Regions from separate parts of the Homo sapiens genome. Here regions 1 and 3 are each linked to region 2. A link is a loop called in an ENCODE intact Hi-C map of the cell type or tissue named here. Cell type or tissue: ascending aorta. All regions are shown on one strand. Links, peaks and the distances in the headings refer to the core of each region. The heading gives the core; the rest is flanking DNA. Region 1 holds the start of SOD3 (superoxide dismutase 3). Region 2 holds the start of LOC124900681 (a long non-coding RNA gene). Region 3 overlaps CCDC149 (coiled-coil domain containing 149).

Region 1 (6,294 bases), core at 625-5,624, 320 kb before region 2:
CCTCCCCCACAGACATCCCTAAGGCTTCTGTCCCTGCCTTCTGGGGCTTTGCATGTGCTACGCCTTCTCCCTGAAGTGCCTTCTCCCTGTTCTCTGCTACACTCAGTAGACTTGGAGCTTCTTGAAGACAGAAACTCAGTTTTATTCATCGGTATCCCCAGCACCTGGGCCCACACCTGGCAAAAGGAAACATATAATATGGATTTTGCATAAGGAGTTCAGTGAGGGACAGACTTGGCATCCAATCATTCCAGCACAATCCTGTGATTGAAGATGGGGCCTGTGCTGGAGAAGGACAGAGGAGGCAGTACCCATCTCCCTAGGAGCCTCAGGGAAGGCTTCTCAGAGGTGGTGACTTTTGAACTGGGTTCCACAAGATGGGTAGGAGTTTTCCAGCCAAGTTGGGTAGGAAGGCCATCTCAGCAGGCAGTGCAGTGGAAGTTTTTAAGAAGAAAAGTGGGTGATGAGATAGTCTTTAGTTCCTTAAGTCCTACTGGTAAAAGGATATGGGTTGGACTTTGGGATGAAGAGGAAAGGGGAGGAAGAATGGGAGTAGCCTAGGGAGAGACAGAGAAGCAGAAATAGAGACAGTGAGATGAGTTAGGGGGCGTTGTAGTAACCCAAGCAGGAAATGAAGGCTTTTACCAAAGTGCAGGTGGTGCACACAGAGGAGGCATGGGTTTAAGAGACACACCGGGCAGCACTGGCAGGATGGAAGATGAAGGCACAGTGCAGATGACCAGGGTTCCCAGCAGGAGAGACTGAGTGGAGGGAGGGTGGGACCTGTTCTGGAAAAGCAGGGAGAGAGGATTAGTTCAGCTGGAGTCTCCTGAGGGTGAGACGCTGGCGGGTGCCCAGGTGGGAAGACAGGTGGGCAGACAGTCGGAAACTTGGGTCTGGCACTTAGAAGAGGAGATGAAGCTGGCAGGGGTTCTCAGTGTTGACTGCACATCAGATGTCTGGTTTTTAAAAATCAGATGCCCAGGCCCCACCCCAAGAGATTTTGATTCTGTGAGAAAGAAAGGAGAGAAGAAAGACAGAGAGAGAGGAAGGAAGGGAAAGAAAGAGGAAAGAAAGAAAAGAAAAGAAAGAAGACACCTCTATCAAAGATTCTGGGGCCCAGCTAGGAATTATAAAGTCAGGTACAGATTTGAATCCCAATTCCAACCTATACTAACTGTGACTTCACGGGGTTACTGATGCTTAGCTTCAAGTTCCTTACCTGTAGAATAAGGCCAGCCATGCCACCGAGGTATTTCCAGAGGGATTGATGCTGCCTCCAAAGAATTGCTTTGAAGGTCAACTGCATTTCCAGCACCAAACTAGGTGCCATTTAAAAAACTCCAAGATTGGGTAGATATGCTTTATATAACCATTTCAGAAAGGCAATTTAGTGTGGTTATTAAAGGGATGGATTCCAGAACTCACCTCATGAATCTAAAGCCTGACTCTGCCACTTAGTCTAAGGGTTAGCTGTTACTATTTTTATTGCTGAGTAGCAGAGTAATTGCTGGACTGCAGACTGTACACTGTCTCATCCCCTGTGAACCTCAGTTTTCTCATCTGTAAATAGGGATACTAATACAGACTTACCTTAGAGGCTTGCTGCGAGGCTTAAAAGAGATGATTAGAATTGCTAAAACTTATCGAACACAGGCGCCAGACACTATTATAAGTACTGTGCGTGGGTTAATTCCCTGCATCCTCACAAGAACATTATTCAGTGTTATCCCCATTCTAAAGTGTAGGAAACTGAGGCACAGAGAGGCGTGTGTCCCGCCCAAGGTGACATGTTCACTAAGGAGCTGAAGGCAGGATTTGAAAGTGTGTGTCTGCTCCAAGCCCAAGGTTTAGGCACCACACTGCACATCTCTCATCTAGGGCACTTAGCACAGAGCCCAGTACATAGAAAGTTCCCAGTAAATGGCAGCTCTTAGCTATCAGAGAGAGCTGCTGGTAGAGATTTTAAGGACCATTAGCTAAGAGATGCTATGGACACTGTGAGAGGAGGTCCCCTTGAAAGGCTCCAAGAAGGAGGATCCAGAAAGAGGGAGAAGCAGAGAAAGTGATGTTGAAGGACTCACCTAAATGACATGGCCCAATGTGGTACTACTACCCCAAAGCCCCAGGGAGTAGGCAGGAAAGTGGGGTAACTCTCCTGCCAGACCTGGACATGAAGTTCCCCATCATCAAAGACACCTTCCTCCTAAGACAGCCCTGCCACTCAGAAGGGCTCTGCTGCTTAGAAAGTTCTCCCTAAAAGCACAGAGCAAAACCAGATTGTTTTGGGTGTGTCAGTGAGCTTTCTTTTTCAAGAATCCTTGGGAAATAAACATTTTAAGGAGATGTTTTTCTCTGAAACCAAAAGAAGAGCCAGGCATGGTGGCTTATGCCTGTAATCCCACCCCTTTGGGAGGATGAGACAGGAGAATCATTTGAGTACAAGAGTATGAGACCAACCTGGTAGAGACCCCCATCTCTAGCAAAAAAAAAAAAAAAAAATAGCTGGGTGTGGTGGCATGTGCCTGTAGTCCCAGTTACTCAGGAGGTTGAGGTAGGAGGATCGCTTGAGCCCGGGAGGTAGAGGCTGTAGTGAGCCGTGATAGTGATCGTGCCACTACATTCCAGCCTGGGTGCTGGGTGACAGAATGAGACCATGTCTCAAAAAAAAAAAAAAAAAAAAAAAAAAGAGAAGAAGGAGGAGGAGGAGGAAAAGGGGGAAAGAAAATTCTCCCTCAAACCCAGGTAAACTCTGACTTCTTGTTTCTTAAGCCTTTGACACCTCTTCCCCTCGGGACCAACTTGATTCTTCTCCCACAGCCTCTTGCTCAGTTTGAGCTGTGAATGACCAAGTGCCTTTTTAAGGGCCTCCTTTGTACGTGGATCTGGAAGGGAGGACGGTGTTATCAGAGAAAGAGGACAGTGTTATCAGAGAAAGAGGACAGGGGCCCTTATCCTGAACCAAATAGAGGCACCAAGCCTTTATCTCCTTCCTGGGTCTGTATCTGGGAAGAACCTGCCCCTCTTGAGCCTTGGGTGTGTTTCATCCCTCAGCTGTCTCCTAGAAGGAGCTCTTGCTGGGAGCCTGAGCTGGCCAGGGCCTCTCTGCTTTCCTAAGGAGGTGGCTTTTTAGAGTACCTGCTGTCCCATAAGTGGCTCCCGACACCAAAGCCATGCAACATCTAGAAAGGCCCCCTTTCTCGTCACTCCAGATTCCTTTTCCTAACACTAAAATCCTCTTGGACTGGTCTTTGCAGATCCACAGGAGGAACGGTTTCTTCCTCCCCTCCTTGCCTTCCTCCCCGCTCACTCCACCTCCCCACTAACCCCTCAGAGCAGCCAGGGAAAGTACATTTCCTTCCCAAGAAGATGATCCAATTTGTTCCCAAGAAGAGGCCCGTTGCCCCAACCCAGCTTCAGACTCAATAAGCACACTCCGAGAAGAACAAAATGAACCTCAACTTAGCACCCACCTTTCCAGCTCCTCCAAGAGAGCTTTCTCTCCTGAAAAGAGAGCTGCACCCAGCCAGCCCAGGAACGCAGGCTGTCCCTGGAGCCTGGGCTGTTAGCGCGAGTGCAGGAGGCCAGCCCAGAGGAGTGGTCAGCGTGAGGGAGCCAGTCATTGGGCCAGTTCAGGGAGGAAAAGCAGGCCAGACCTCCCCGGGTTGTAGAATTGCTTCGCCTCCACCTCCTCCCGCTCTGTCCCCACCTCCTCTGCCCCTCCCATTTTTGGGTTTTCGGGCCAAGGATTCCATTCCGCGACTTCACCGGCTTGTAGCCAGTGACCTTCAGCACACAGCAGGGGAATAAAAATGAGAAAGAAAATCGCCTGTTTGGAGAGGTGTACAATGACCTCTTTATTGAGAGGCCCTTTGCTTTTCTGTAAGTCAATAACTTATTGACTTATTTTTGCTGCATGGAAATGGGCACCTTGCAAATGTGCGTGGCATTTGCTCCAGAGCTGTGCTGTCATACCTATGAGAGCAGAGCAGCGGGTGGGTCGTGATGACACACTCAGGCTGCAGAGTCCCAGCCTTGTCACTTCCTATCTGTGTACGCCTGAAGCAGCTGCACCACTCCCTGCACCTCCTTTTCATCATCTGTAAAATGGGGGTGTGAGGCTGTCCACCCCGCACGCCCACCGTGAAGATCCAATGAGATCATTACTCGCCCAGTGACAACACAGTGGCTGGCACTAGCCGCACTCATAAGTAATCATCATTGTCATTGTCGTTACCGTTATTATTAAAGAGATGAAGGAGTCTTTTTAAAAAATGTGTTGTCTGGGAGAACTAGGAGTGTTTCCCTCCCGACGTCTGTCCTTTTTTTGCTGCCATGAACTTTTCTCAATCATAGCAGCCCTTTCCAAAAATAGAAGCTCTTCTTTCCCAGAAAAGCCCATGTGGGAAAAACCAGGCAGCCTGCTTGCTGGCCTGCCCGTCCTCCTGCATTCCTGCAACAAATGTTTATTGGGTGCTCATCCATTCCAGTCACCATGCTGTATGCCGGGCACCCACAGCTGCATGAGTCACCTTGGGGGTTCATACTCTGGGGACGGAGACAACAACGTCAGTAAATGCATCCAGTACAGAGTGGGGAGCGCAGCGACGAAGAATGAACAGGGCCTCGTGAGGTCCCAAACACCCGTTTCGGTGGCAGGAAAGCTTATAAAAAATCTAAATCTCTGGATCCCACCCCAGGATGGGTGACTTAGTTACCAGCAGGAGCTTCCTAGAATCATCTTGGAAAAACTCAAACTAATGATCTTTATCCAGGGACAGGCATTCTGCGAGATAAGAGGGAGACTTCCCAGAACTGAGACTCCAGCCCTTCCACCCTACCGTCCTTCCTTCTGGCCCGCTGAGAACTCAGGCACCAGTAGCTCAGTCTTGCACCTCTGCATTCTGTTGGTAGGCGTAGTTATCCTCAACTAATGAGTTTTCAGAGTTCCCCATGCCACCCACCACCCCACCCCCACCCTGCAACAGTCTAGTTCCTTATTGTGAATCTTTCTTCCCATTTTTAAAACATTTATATTTTCATTCAGTTCTTGAAATCCTAATTATATACATTCATAGCTACTATTTTAAATGGCACTTGCTTCACTTGGCCTAATTTTATTTCGTTTAAGGTCCAAGAAAGCACGTCTCCGTTCTGGTATTCTAGGACTTGTGCTAAAGCCTAGATTTACTTTCATTTTGATGGCATTCTAGAGGAAATCTGCCTTTTTCTCGCCACCGCCCCCAACCTCCCCACCATGGCAACATTCATTCCCTCTTCCTTTGGTAACAACATCCCAATTTCCTTTCTGAGAAACCACTATACTTTCAGTCCAGCAGGTGGTGTTGACTTCATCTCCTGCTCCAGAGGTAGCTTGTGGCTTAGGTATGATAAATCGTACTATTGCACTGGTTCAGGGATGATCCACCTTCAGAGCCAATGAGATGCAATGCCACTTTTCACTGGGACTGTTGAAAGAGATGCATCCTCTCTTTCTTACTGGACTTGAAACTGGAGAAAAAAGGCTGGAGTTATTGCAGCCATCATGCTCCACTAAGGGAGAAGCTGTCTGAGGATAAGGCCAATGCAGAAGGCTGTGGAATAAAAGTAGAGTGAGAGCTCAGTGCAGTGGTATACGCATGTGTAGTCCCAGCTACTAGGAAGGCTAAGGCAGGAAGGTTGCTTGAGCCCAGGAATTCAAGGCTATAGTGTGCTATGATCACTTCTGTGAATATTCCACTGCACTCCAGCCTGGGCAATGTAGCAAGACCCTGTCTCTAAAAAAAAAAAATGGTAGAGTGAAATCTGAACCCACTGGCATGGGTTCAGATGCTCTATTTTCATTATATGAGTCGATACATTCTCATTTTGCTTAAGGTGTTTAGGTTGAGTTTTCTGAAGTTGCAGCTGAACACTTTATGAAGCACTTTCTCATATAGTATCGTATTTAATGCTTGCAATACTTTTTGTGGGGTGGATATTAATTTGGCAACTTTGTTTATAAGAAAATAAAGTCCAGTAAGAAAAGGTAATGGACCCCAGGTTGGAGAGGTAGAAAATGGCAAAGTCAAGATTCAACCCTAGGACTTTGATTCCTAAGCTTGGATTCTTAATCATTATGCTTTACTACCACCTAACCTAATGAGAAGATGAAAACAAAGTTAGAAACAAGTAACAGAGGAGTCAGAGGAGTTCACATTTCACAGTGATCTCTGTAACATCAGTGACTGCCATGCAAGCGAGACATTGAACAATTGACCTCTTATTCTTTTCACATTTGTTAATGTATAATAC
Region 2 (6,294 bases), core at 648-5,647:
ACACCCCACATCATCTGGACTATTAACTAATTTCCAATACAATATTAATACAAAACTTATTTCTTGGGCGGAAAGTATTTATGAATAAAGATGGATTTGTCACTAATAGGATGATATCAGTTCAACAAATTCCATATTTTCAAAGTGACAAATTGTGACTTGGCAATATGATAGGGGAATACATGCAGAAGAAAGTTTGGTTTGTCTTGAGAGAAACAACCACAGCGGATCTGGAAATCAAAAGCTTTCTGTTTTGGGTTTCCATCTTCAGACTTCTGAATACTGCACAGCAAGGAGTTGGCAAGGTGGCTGGAGTGATCTTTTCTCAATGAGCTTATGGCTCCCTCTGCTTCCCAAGGGGCTGTCTCCATCTGTTCTGGGCCCCGGTGAGGGTAGGGGGTGGGGTGGCAGCTTGTTTTATGTTGCTGAGAACTAGCAAACAAACCTCCAGGTTACTGTGGTGATGCCAGGTGAGCAAATCTATCAAGGAAGGCAGAATTCTTTTGGGGTGACAGAGCTGCCAGGGAGAGGGGTAAGCAGGGAAGGAGGCATTTTATCAGAAAACTATTCAGGTGGCCGTCTTTGGGGGCTTTCCTGTTGAAAAAAGAAAGAGCTGGAGACTTGAGGGGAAACAAACGTTTGAGGCTGGAGGTGAGACTTTTATACAGTGTTCCCCTGTTTGTGCCCAGAGGAGGTTCTTTTAAACCTGTTCCTGCCTCTTTATCCCTGGATGCCTCTGCAGGCCCTGGGCCTGCTAGGTGGATCCATGTATCTGTTTTCCTGTGTGTTTGTTCAGGGAAAGAGAGGCATGAGCCAGAAGTCTTTGGTTCAAGACCCAGCTCTTCCACTTACTAGCTGTAGGAAGGAGGGGGAGTTGGGGAGGGGGGTCTTTCCTTAAGCCTCAGTTTCCTGGTCTATTAAAAAAAAAACTAATAATTGCTGCCTAACAGGGCTCTTGTGGACAGTGATGAGCACATGCAATCAATTTTTAAATTAAGACATTTCACAAATGTACACTTGACATCAACTGGGGGGAAAGGGTTGGAATCACTTACTCCATCTGGTATGCAGGGGGGAAATGTTCATAGAAGAGCAGGCCTGTGATGGGCTCAGTTAGATCTGGAAGAAAGAGGTAGGTGGGGTCACAAAGTTTAGGTTCAATTTCTATCACTTTGTAGCTGCAGGACCTGGGTTAGGTTATTTAGCATCTCTGAGCCTCTTTCCACATCTGTAAAATGGAGATAAAGAGTCCTGATTCTCCCAAAATTGTTGTGAGAAATGAATCCATTTATCCAACAAATAGATGATGGGATAACACAGACAGAATGAACTTCCATTGGTGTGAATGTGGGACCTGAGCTAAAATCAGGGAATCAGTGAGTGGCTGCAGGAACAGAATGTTAACTTGGGCTAACGTATGTATGAAAAGCAGTTTACAAAGTGGACATTTCTATAATGCTCTGTATAAATGTTATTTAGATAGGAAGCCTAAGAAAACACAGGCATTGGGCCTAATTTAATATTTTCTGGTCTCTTTACATTTAATGTTTATAGGGGTGGGACTGCAAGGGGATTGAATTAGGGGCAGTATGAAGAATTCCTCCCTTCTTTTTCTCAGCCAGGAGACACAGGAAACAATAGAGGGAACAATGGAGAAGCCCCTTTATTCAATATTGGTGAGATCAGCACCAATTTCGATAACTGAATAGAACTTCTGTGTGCCTAATACTTTAAAAAAACTATTGTAAGTTTGAAGCCAGGTCAGTCAGCATTATTTGGGCCTGAAGTTAGTACGTAAAATTTCATCTTTCAATGTTCTCTCCAACATCAATTTTTAGAAAAAATATATCCCCCCCTTATAAAAATCTACAGTGGCCAGTGTGGTTAGGCACCACTGATTTGAAACAGCATTCTTCACCAATCCAGAAAAGAGGATGGTGACCTATTTTTTTTTTAAAGATCATTTGACATGCCTTTGAAAAATAAGTCAATCTCAGAAAAAGAAAACAGGTATTTAGCCAGAAATGTTTTCTGAATTTCTACCAGGAGGCATGCTATTCGCAAGGATGAAGGAACTGTCTTTCTAGAGCCATTCTTTGCTCCTGTTTTATTTCCCCTCTGAAATCACTAGCCGACGTTTCTGACATCACTGGGTTGCTGTGGAAATGTTTATTTCACAGAGGATTTCGACCTCCAGTGGGGAATTTACAAGTGGAAGTGTGAACTCTTGGAAAAACACAATTGGTTTGAATAAAAATAGGCAGCATTTGGAAACGGGATTCAGAAAGAAAACAATATAAACTGCCTTTAAGAGGTTGTTTCAAGTCTTCCTGCAAGGATTCAAATACTTTTAAGAGCATCTTACACAGATATGCTGGTTTTTATTTAAATTTTACTTTCTATAAATATCTGTATAAAGAGTAAGGGGAAGCAAGTAAAGAATGTCTTCTTGCAGAAAAAAAAAAAACACACCTTTCAGCCACCCAATTATTAAGACTGAAAGATTTGGTTCTAAAATACCATTTTGTGAGGAGAGAGAGAAAGACGACATTATATCCGTTTACATTTTTATATCATATAATGGACTTTAGAGAATAGCTCCCTTTAAATAATTGTGACTCAAGGGGCCTGAGTTTTAGTGCAGAAGCTACAAAATCCATTTTCGTTTTAAACTGTTAAATCAACAGAACGCCAAACTAGAGCCTTTCTTCCTGCTGGGGCAGTATTGTCCCCTAAATCCACTTTCCAGTCCTCTCAGCCTAGCCTAGTTTGATGTAGCATTGACTTAGCTTAACTACAGCAACCGGCAAAAGGAAGTGGGTTTGCATTTGGAATGGGAGGAGGCAGGCACCGGTGTGTCTGTGCCTGCGTGGACACGCGCGCGGGGGGGCTGGAGGGATCGCGAAAGCAAGAAAAGCGGGACATAGCAACTATGTGAAAATAATTTTCCAGTGGCTGGAAGAGGGGTCTCTGCATGGAAAAGCAATTTTAGGAATAAAAAAAAAAATCTTCAAACAGGGCGGAAGGAAGGCTTGCCAGGAGGTTGCCGGACGTAGCGGGGGGGTGGGCGCCTGTGTTTTTCCTCGAGCATTTTTCCTCTTCCCGGGCTCAGGGCGGCCCACTCCCCACCCATCCATCCACCTGCCCGCGGCCTCACCCGCGCCCCCTGCCGTCCCGGGACGCGCATGGCCCGGCGGCTATGGCGAGGAGGTCGGAGAAGGCGGCCGGCCGGCCGCGGGCTGCAAAAGGTCTGGCGGCGTGGTCTGATTTAGTGGCCGGGGCTGTAGTACAGGCTGTCCCCGGCAGCCGGCGGAGTCAGCGCGCCCACGTGACGGCCCCGGCTCTCCGGTGAGCTCCCCAAACAGACGCACACCCAGCCACACGCGCGCGCTCGCGCGCGCGCACACACAACACACACACACACACACACACGCACGCACCCCCGCGCGCACACGCCCGCCCGCTCGCGCTGCCTCTGCGCCTCCATCCCGGCTCGCTCATTATCTCGCCCTCTCGCTTCCCCTGCGGTCTCTCGCTCTGCGCGCACACACCACACACACGCACACGCACACACACGCGCGCACACACGCAGCCGGCACAGGCGGCGGCGGCGGCTGCCCAAGTCAGGACGAACCTATCTAGGTACCGTCTTGAGAAGGCGGCAGCGGCGGCGGCGGCGGCGGCGGCGGCAGCCCGAGCATCCCTCCTCTCCCGGAGAGGGAGCACCGCCGAGAGTTTCCGTTCCCTTTGCCATTCCCTTCCCCCTCCTTTTCTTTTATTTTCGAGAGAATTTCTTCTTGGCTTATTGGTTTAATTTGATTTTTAAAATTTTGGGTTGCTTTTGTGTATGTGTGCTTTTTTTTTCTTTCCTCATTTTATTTGCATCCAGAGCATGGCGGGCTGCGGGCTGTCGGAAGACACCCTCTTCTCTTCCTTCTTTTACAACTACGGCTCCTCCTGGGAAACCCCTTCCAACCAGGTAAGGGGTGGCTCGGTGCCGGGCGGCGTCGCGCCCCTTGCCCCCTGCCGCGCGCTCACTTGGTACTTGGTGGGGAGGCAGAGGCTCGGGAGGGGGTGGGGAGGATGGGGGGCCAAGTGGGTCGCACTGTCTGGGTCAGCGCCAACCGGCGAGAGGAGATACCCCCCCTTCCCCCATCGCTAGCTTTCCAGTCTCCAGGTTCTGTCGCGTTCCTCCCGTGCCCAATCTGCCATCGACACCTTCCCCCACCACCTCCCAGCCCAGCGGGAACCCGAGAAAGAGGCAGGAGCCGGCGCGTTACCCCGAACAACTCCAGGCAGAACCAGGGAACTCGAGCGCAACCTTCCCCAAGTCGCCGCGGGCGCCGCGCCCCTGTGCGCCCGGCGCCTACCCGCCTTCCAGTTGCGCCGAGGGGCTGCAGAGCCGCAAGCCCCCCGCGACGTGCTGTCCCCCCTCCACTCCCCTCGGGGCCCGAGCCGCCTCTTTCCCTAAAATGGCTGCAATCTCAAGTAGAGGCGTCCCCTGACCCGCGGAGGTGGGGGGGGTGGGGTGCAGAGTGGAGCCTCCGCTCCTCCTGACCCCGCGCCTCCCCTGGGGCACAGAAGCACCCCACAAACACACTTAACTTTGATGACTGTGCAATGCAGTCCGGCTGCATCGTGCCCTAGACGCTCCACGCCGCCGGCCTGTAGGTGTGCGTGTCGGTGTGACTCGGGGGGCCCAGGGACGCTGGGGGTAGACGCCGGAAGGGGGGCGTGGAAGGAGATGGATGTCAGCGGGCCACTGGTAACCTGGAGAGACAGGCATGTGCTCAGGGTCTAGGGGTGAAAAAGCTATTCTGGGAGCTGGAGCGAGAAATAGAGAGAGGAAAAATGCCTTTTAATTAAATAACTGTTGTAGTCTGCTGCCCCCACCGCTTGTTGGTGAAAGTCTACAGGCATCTGTCATCTCCAAACTACGCGGGGAAGTAGAGCTGGGGTCGAGGGAGGGGAGGCATGTGTGTACGTGTATGCGTGTGTGTGTGTGTGCACGCGGGTGTGTGTCTGTGTGTGGGTGTGCGCGCGCGCTCGCGTGTCTGGGCTGGGGAAAGTTGGGGCCAGAGGAGCGGTGGAGGAGCAATGGTGAAAGGCATTAGCTACTCGGTGGGCGGTCCAGGGCGCCGGGGATTCCCGGGCCCCGCGGAGCGCGCACCGCGGGGGGAGCTGGCCCGCTAGGGGTGGGGGGTGTCGAGGAAAAGAGCTCCGTTCAGCCCGGCTCGCCTGGCCTCCGCGGCGCCTCTCCTCCGGAGCCCGCCAGCCAGCCTCGGCCGCTTGCGGGGCTGCCCGCCGCGCTCGCCGGCGCTGGCGCGCTCCCTCCCGGGCCCGGGGCGCAGCGCGTTCCTGCGAGCTCCCGGCAGAGAAGACAAACCCCGAAAGCAACCGAAAAATGTTCGCCGCCGCCGCCTCCGCATCACCCCAAGTTTCCAAGAAACAAATCGCCAAACTACTAGCTGCCAGGTGAAGACCTCTCCGGCGTGGGCTCTCCAGAAAGCGCTGCGGCCATCCGAGTGAATAATACATAAGGGCCGCCCGGAGCCTTGGAGAGGCTCCCGCCGCCGCGGCAGCAGCAGCGGGAGGCGGCGGCGAGCTCTGGGCAGACCGTCGGGCCGCCGCCGCGGGTGGGGGCGTCTGGGCTGCCCCCGGGAAGTACGCCGGCCGTTCGGGCGGGGCGGGAGGGCAGCCCAGGCGCGCGGAGTGAGGATTCGCGGTGAGGCAGCCGGGAGACACGAGGCCTCGCTGCGAGTAGAAACTTGCAGGAGCTACTGAGGTGGTCGGGCCGGCGCTGGAGCTGGGGGCCTGGAGAAGCACGATCGGGGCCCGGAGGGTGCCCGGCTGCCCGTGGCCGGCGCCGGTGGCTTCCTTCAGGCTATCCTGCCCCGCCTGGCGGGCCTTGGGTGCTCTCCACGCTTCCTTGCATCCGCCCAGGATTGCCGAGAGCCAACGACCACTCCGGCTCCGCAAACTCCAGCTCTCCAGGAGCGGGCGTCCGCGTGCCTGCCTGTGTGAGAGAGTGTGTGTGTGTGTGTGTGTGTGTGTGTGTGTGTGTGTGTGTGTGTGTCTGTGTCTGTCGATGAGTCAGAAACCAAGCCCTGCTCGTCTTTGAGGACTGAGGCGGGTACGAAAGGCTTGAACCACGCACCCGGTACAAGCCCGGCCGGCATTCGGGCATCCTCGGCAGCGCCGCGCCCCCCAGTCCTGGAGTCAGAGGCGTTAGGACAAGTTTCCAGGCGCGTGCCTCCGACCTGCACCCCGGGGCCGTGAAACTCAGGCACTTTG
Region 3 (6,294 bases), core at 933-5,932, 380 kb before region 2:
TTGTTTTCTTTGTTGAAGATCAGTTAGCTGTAAGTATTTGACTTTATTTCTGGCTTCTCTATTCTGCTCCATTGATCTATGTTGCTGTTTTTGTGTCAGTACCATGCTGTTTTGGTGACTATGGCCTAATGGTATAGTTTGAAGTCAGGTAGTGTGATGCCTCCAGAGTTGTCCTTTTTGCTTAGTTTTGCTTTGGCTATGCGGGCTCTTTTTTGGTTCCATATGAATGTTAGGATTGTCTTTTCTAGTTCTGTGAAGAATGATGATGGTACTTTAATGGGAATTGTGTTGAATTTATAGATTGCTTTTGGCAGTATGGTCATTTTCACAATAGTGATTCTACCTATCTAAAAGCACGGGGTGTGTTTCTATTTGGTTGTGTTGTCTTTGATTTCTTTCAGTAGTACTTTGTAGTTTTCCTTATAGAGGTCTTTCATCTCCTTGGTTCGGCATATTTCAAAGTACTTTATTTTTTTGCAGTTTGTAAAAGGGTTGAGTTCTTGATTTGATTCTCAGCTTGACCACTGTTGGTATATAGCAGTGCTACTGATTTGTGTACATTGATTTTGTATCCTGAAACTTTACTGAATTCATGTATAAGATCTAGGAGCTTTTTGGAGGAGTCTTTAGGGTTTTCTAGGTATATGATCATATCATCAGCAAACAGCAACAGTTTGACTTCCTCCTTACTGATTTGGATGCCTTTTATTTCTTTCTCTTGTCTGATTGCTCTTGCTAGGACTTCCAGTACTATGTTAAATAGAAGTGGTGAAAGTGAGTATCTTTGTCTTGTTCCAGTTCTCAGGGGGAATGCTTTCAACTTTTCCCTGTTCAGCATAATGTTGGCTGTGGGTTTGTTATAGATAGCTTTTATTACCTTAAGGTATGTCCCTTCCATGCAGATTTTGCTGAGGGTTTTAATCATAAAGGGATGCTCAAGGGGGTTACATTCTGATAAACCCATCATAAATTGAAAACATTAAAAGTTGAAAATGCGTTTAGTACATCCACCCTACATCATAGCTTAGCTTAGCCTAGCCTACCTCAAATATGCTCAGAACACTTATATTAGTGTACGGTTGGGCAAAATCATCTAATATAAGACCTATTTTATAAAGTGTAATTTATTCCATACCGTACTGAAACCAAAAAACAGAATGGCTATGTACTCAAACTACAGTTTCTACTGTATGCCTATCTTTTTCACACCATTGTAAAGTTGAAAGATCATAAGTTGAAGCATCATTAAATCAGGGACTGTCCGTATTTTAAAATCTCCCATTGGTTCTTATAAGTTTAAAAAACATGTCACATCTGTAGTGTAAACCATTCTGACATATTTTGCGGCATTTGTAGGGGAATTGGAACGGTGATAGAGGCAAGAGCTAGAGTTCAGAGTGCAGCAGGGCTTAAAGAAATGCTGCAAGATAGCTGCCCTCTCCCATGTGGCTAACCTACCTCGGTGAGGATTCCTGCAAACAGTTGGGAAGAGGTTGGGGGTGAGATCCGACAGCTCTATCAATTTCCTGGTCTTTGCCTTCACAACAGCTGTCAGTATTTGTAGTCATCATCCCTGTCCAGAGAGAATTTCCAGGGCCTCCCAGTTCCCACACCCAGGGCTGGCTTTGGTGAATTGCTTCTGCAGGCATCATTTATAATTGGGGATTGAGTTGTTCCTTGACAAAGGAAGGTGTTTCAGAATGGAAAGCTGTCATATCCTTTCGGCCTTGAATCTCTCCGCTATGTTTTCATCAAATCTCTCTTCCCTCCCTTTCCCATCACAATTTTAATAAACTCCTAGCTAGAAAGAGTGACTTAAATATATGGATTCTACACGTATCCCACTATATTCAACATTCCACTATTATCAGAGCAAAAATGTCAACCTTTAATGTTGGCTCTCGCTTGATCTGAATATTTAAAAGAGGCTTCTTTTTAAACCGTTTTATGTTTTGCTATTTATGCTGCCTCTTGCCCCAAGAGATTTAGAGGAAAGAATCTCTTGGTTTTGTTTTCCTTCCCTGTGAAACCCAGTCTTAGGCAGGCTGCCACTTTTCCCTGACATTTCCTTTACATAGTGCTGTTATTCTAAACTGATGGTCACAGAGTCCTTCTCAGTAACAGTTAGACAAAGTGCTCTGCATAGCTGATAAATTATAAGCAGGCACCGTGTGTTAGCTTGATGGATTGTTATAGTGAATGTGTGTGAGTCATGGGTGTTATTTTTGGTCAAAAGAATCCTGTGAACTTTTCTCCTCTATTTTGAGCACTTTGAAATGTACTACTTTCTTTTTTTTTTGCTGTTCTTTAAGGTGTATGTCAAGGAATTAGGCACCATATCAGAATAGTCATTTTCTAGTTTTCAAAGTTATTGTTTTGGAGTTGAGGAGGTGGAGGGACTGAATAGAAAAGAATTGTATGTTGACAAGGAATCTAGCCTGTTAAAGGTAAAAGAAAATTACAGTCACCTGCTTTGAAGCAGTGGTGCCACCCCCACCCCACTGTACTCCAGGGGCCAAGTTTAAAGCTGGGGTAGATTTACAGTGAACTCACTTGGAGGATTGCGATTTTAATAAACCACTGTTTTGCAGCTAATGTAGAAATGCTGGCTCTTAGTAGATTTCTTTTCAGCCAGGCTCCAGAGTAAATAATTTTCAATAATCACATCACTAGGTCTCTAAATAACTGTTTCCTAAAGCAGCCCTGCCCTCCGTCCTGGCCATCACTGGAATTATTGACTGATTTTTATAAAGTGTCTTCTTTACTCTAGTTTCCATATCCCTAGGAAAACCATTTGAGCTCAGTGCTTTTTAAAGTGAGGCCCAAGGACCAGGGCCAGGCTGCAACCTAATTGTTTCTGGTCCATGACAAGATACATACAGAAATTGAGAGTAAGTGTTCAGAAACTTTTATAGCAATTTGACAGCATGGTTTTATGTCTGTTGAATCTAATGATACACACTTGGGGTTTTATCTTCTTGTCTTCTTAAATTTATTTGCCTAGTAACTCATTTTTATTAGATTTTACAAAAGTATTGATCTAGTATGGATTGAGAAAAGAGAACTCTTTTCCCACCAACAGATTGAGTTGTACTGGTTTACCCATACAGTAGCTACCAATGTAGCCACTGCAGTTACATTGGTCAGTGAATGTCAGGGTCTTCCTGCCCACCAGAGACTAAGGAAATATTGATTTAAAAAGGGAAGCTTAGGGAGGTTGGAGATTTTTTTCCCTTGTCTTTTTTTACGTTTTCATTGTTGCCCTTACAGACATTTCTTTGGACCTCTCTTCCGCTAAATGAAGGTTTAGGTGAATTTTGCTGCATCTTCTCCAGATGGGGATGCTGAGATTCACCTGAATGTGCAGTTGGCAGCCAGCTCCCAGACCGAGCAAGCGCTGGGCTGCTCCTCCCGCTGCTCCCCAGGGACAGTCACTGCTGCCCAATGGCCTGGCCCTCCATCTGGTAGGGAGGGATTATGTTTGCTGCCAGGGAAAAGGATCAATGAGCTAATGTCTGGGGAATGTTCTGGAGTTCCGTGGAGGAAAGGCAGAGGCCGCCCACATGTGACACCTTGAGCTAAGGAAGGAGAGCTGTGGATGGAGAGGGGGAACCAGGAAACGAAAATCAAGAATTGAGTCATCTCTCGACTTCGCTGTAGTCCTTGTGGTCAGCCTGCTCTTGTGGCCTTGAGCTGCGCTTTCAAATGGAAGTTTTGAGATGTGATGGGGTGAGGGAGAGAGGGAAGCCTGTTTGCCTTTTCCCCTGTCTGGGACTTTTTCTCCAAGATATCTACAAGGCTCTCTCTCTCCTTTTTCAAGTCTTGATGTAAATGTGGCCTTCTCAGTGAAACCTTCTGCGGCCCTTTCTTCCAACACATTCTATTCCCTTTGCCTGCTTTATTTTTCTCTGCAGCATGTTATCATCTAGCACACGGATTCATTATATATTCTATTGTAATATAATGTAGTTAATGTAATGTCACCCATTCGATGTCAGTTTCTAAGGGCAAGGGTTTTGTCTGTATTGTTTGCTGCTGTATCTCCAGGTCTAAAACAGTGCCAGGCAGATGCCAGGTGCCCAATAAATATTTGTCAGATAAATGAATGAACAAATAATCAACAATAAAGGGGCAGGATTGCAAAGGAGTCAGCTGTGTCCAAGGAGAGGCCTTCGCTGCATTTACACAGCTCTGTTCACTGAGCGTTGGAGTAGCAACCACGGAGTGGGCACAGTTGAGGGAGGTAACCCACCTTTAGTGAGCCCACACATGATGCCAGGCACTGTGGTAGGCATTCTTTGTTCATTATTTAAAGATCAAATAACTATGTGTTGCTAGCTCTGTCTTACAGATGGGAGACCCAAGAGATTAAGAAACTCCTGTCATGTCACCCAACCCAGGAAGTGGCATGATCAGAATGCAGCCTCTTCTCTCTGATTCCTCCCATTTAGGGAAATTTCCAAAGGCAGTCATTTGTTCACAGTGTCTCATGTTTCTTTGCTTTCCTACCTACAAAATAGGTTTTGATTTTCCTCATCCATCACTAAATTTTTGTCTTAGGAGAACAGAAATCTGGGAAAATTAGAACTCAAATATTACAAGATGGGAGCTTTGCAAATAGGGGGCTGAAAAATTCGATGGAGTTACTGAGTAATGTTCTCAAATAAGTGAGTAGAGATCAGGGCTTGATTAAATCCAGCCAAAGGGGATGAATGTTTTTCTTTTTTTTCTTTTTTCTTCCTTTTTTTTTTTTGAGACAGAGTCTCTCTTTGTTGCCCAGGCTGGAGTTCAGTGGCATGATCTCAGCTCACTGAAACCTCCACCATCTCCACCATCCCAGTTCAAGGGATTCTCCCACCTCAGCCTCCACTGTAGCTGGGACTATAGGCATGTGCTACTATGCCTGGCTAATTTCTGTATTTTTTAGTAGAGACAGAGTTTCACCATGTTGGCTAGGCTGGTCTTGAACTCCTGACCTCAGGTGATCCACCCGTGTCGGCCTCCCGAAGGGCTGGGATTACAGGTGTGAGCCACGGCAGCTAGCCAGGGATGAATGATTTTCTATGCAAGTCTCCATGCCAGGCATTGGTTTCAGTCTTGGTACACTCTTATTATTCCTGATCTCTCCTAGGGAGAGTGCAACCTCCACACTCAGCTTATTGCCTCTTATTTTAAAAATAGTTATGGAGCATCTACTAGGTGCTTGGGAGAGGTCAGTAGAGACAACGAAGTTCCTTGCCCTTCATGGAACTTATGTTTTAGTAAGGAGAGGGAGACAAGGAGTCAACAGTAAGCAATGAACCATGAAGTAAATGATAACAGATGGCAAGTGCTCCAGAAAAAAAGGTAAGGTAGCACCGGGGAAGGTTTCAGTATTAAATCGATCGGTTAAGATGGACCCTGTTGAGACGGTGACCTTTGAGCAAGACTGAAGGAGGTGAGGAAGTGAACCAAGAGGCTCTCTGGAGGGAGAGCATTCTAAACAGAGAGAATAGGGCCCTGGCACTGAAATAGGATCATGCCTGGTCTGTGTGGGGGACCACAGGGAGGTGAGCATGAGGTGGGGAGACCTAGTAGGTAAGACAACAGGATATCCCAACAAATGGGATACGGGAGGTCAGCCAACATGTAATCGTTATCTTCTTTTCCCTTTAATTCTGTTTTTAGTACCCACCATAGTTACATATTCCCCAAAGTATTAGCATTGAAGTCTTTGGAAATTTAGCCATTCCAGTCGGGTTAGTTCCCTAACCTCTCTGGATTTGGGTTTCTTCAGCTGCAGCAGGAAGGGATTCTTTCATATTAAGATCATCTCTAATATCCCTCGTTTGACTCTCCTTGAATGATCCCCCCTTCCAGGAGGCCTGTTTGGATTGCTTACTTGCTTCCTTCCCTCCTTTCTTCATTTATTCATTATGAGCTTTTAAAACACTTGTCGGTACCTGAGCACTGTCTGGAACAACGCACATGGAAGCAGAGGAAGCAGAAAGCAGAGTCTCTGCCTTTCAGTAGTTTGCAGTCTCTTCCTGCTAAGGTTCAGTAAGAATGTGATAAGTCAGGTGAGAATTAGGGCAAGTCCATTAGCAAAGTAAGAATAGTATGGGAGAACAAGAAGCCATGTGAGCGAGGACTGTGAGTAAAAGACTGGAATAGGTAGCTAGATGGGCGGCCAGGAATCCCAGGTTCAGGAAATGTGGGTAAGGGGTGAGGATATGGTAAAAGGTGTCTGCATGCTCTGGGGAAAGGGACCATGAGGCTGTGAGATGGAGCCACACCAAAAGGGGAGGCTGGCTG

What was found. Hi-C counts contacts between places; a loop is a spot of excess contacts. Peaks named below come from ENCODE experiments on the same cell type or tissue, not always from the same donor. Only the 100,000 strongest peaks of a DNase experiment are listed, where the experiment ranks them.
Region 1: a loop joins it to region 2, with 4 times the contacts of the local background. A loop is called at or near these places in 22 of 110 quality-filtered maps.
Region 3: it touches region 2 in a loop (3-fold over the local background); 3 of 110 quality-filtered maps call a loop at or near these places.

What each region holds. Positions count from the first base shown.
Region 1 is chr4:24,792,831-24,799,124 of GRCh38, reverse strand. It overlaps SOD3 (superoxide dismutase 3), which reads right to left and starts at 3,552. Exons shown (of 2, transcript NM_003102.4): 1 at 3,474-3,552. In ascending aorta, for the core only: a CTCF peak has its summit at 5,320 (motif pointing right); DNase peaks (open chromatin) are centred at 3,654, 4,064 and 4,504; H3K4me3 peaks cover 3,877 bases; H3K27ac peaks cover 4,796 bases.
Region 2 is chr4:24,470,060-24,476,353 of GRCh38, reverse strand. LOC124900681 (a long non-coding RNA gene) reads right to left here and starts at 3,090. Exons shown (of 2, transcript XR_007058077.1): 1 at 1,056-3,090. It also overlaps a transcript of PPARGC1A not described here. RefSeq lists a silencer at 3,097-3,236 and an enhancer at 4,618-5,119. In ascending aorta, for the core only: a CTCF peak has its summit at 3,200 (motif pointing left); DNase peaks (open chromatin) are centred at 2,855, 3,383, 4,624 and 5,069; H3K4me3 peaks cover 3,270 bases; H3K27ac peaks cover 1,215 bases.
Region 3 is chr4:24,854,034-24,860,327 of GRCh38, reverse strand. The region is part of intron 3 of CCDC149 (coiled-coil domain containing 149); the gene reads left to right. Among named protein-coding and RNA genes, the nearest start is that of CCDC149, 56 kb to the left of the region's middle. RefSeq lists enhancers at 2,895-3,395, 3,396-3,896. In ascending aorta, for the core only: no CTCF peak of the experiment used is centred there; DNase peaks (open chromatin) are centred at 2,057 and 3,507; H3K27ac peaks cover 4,677 bases.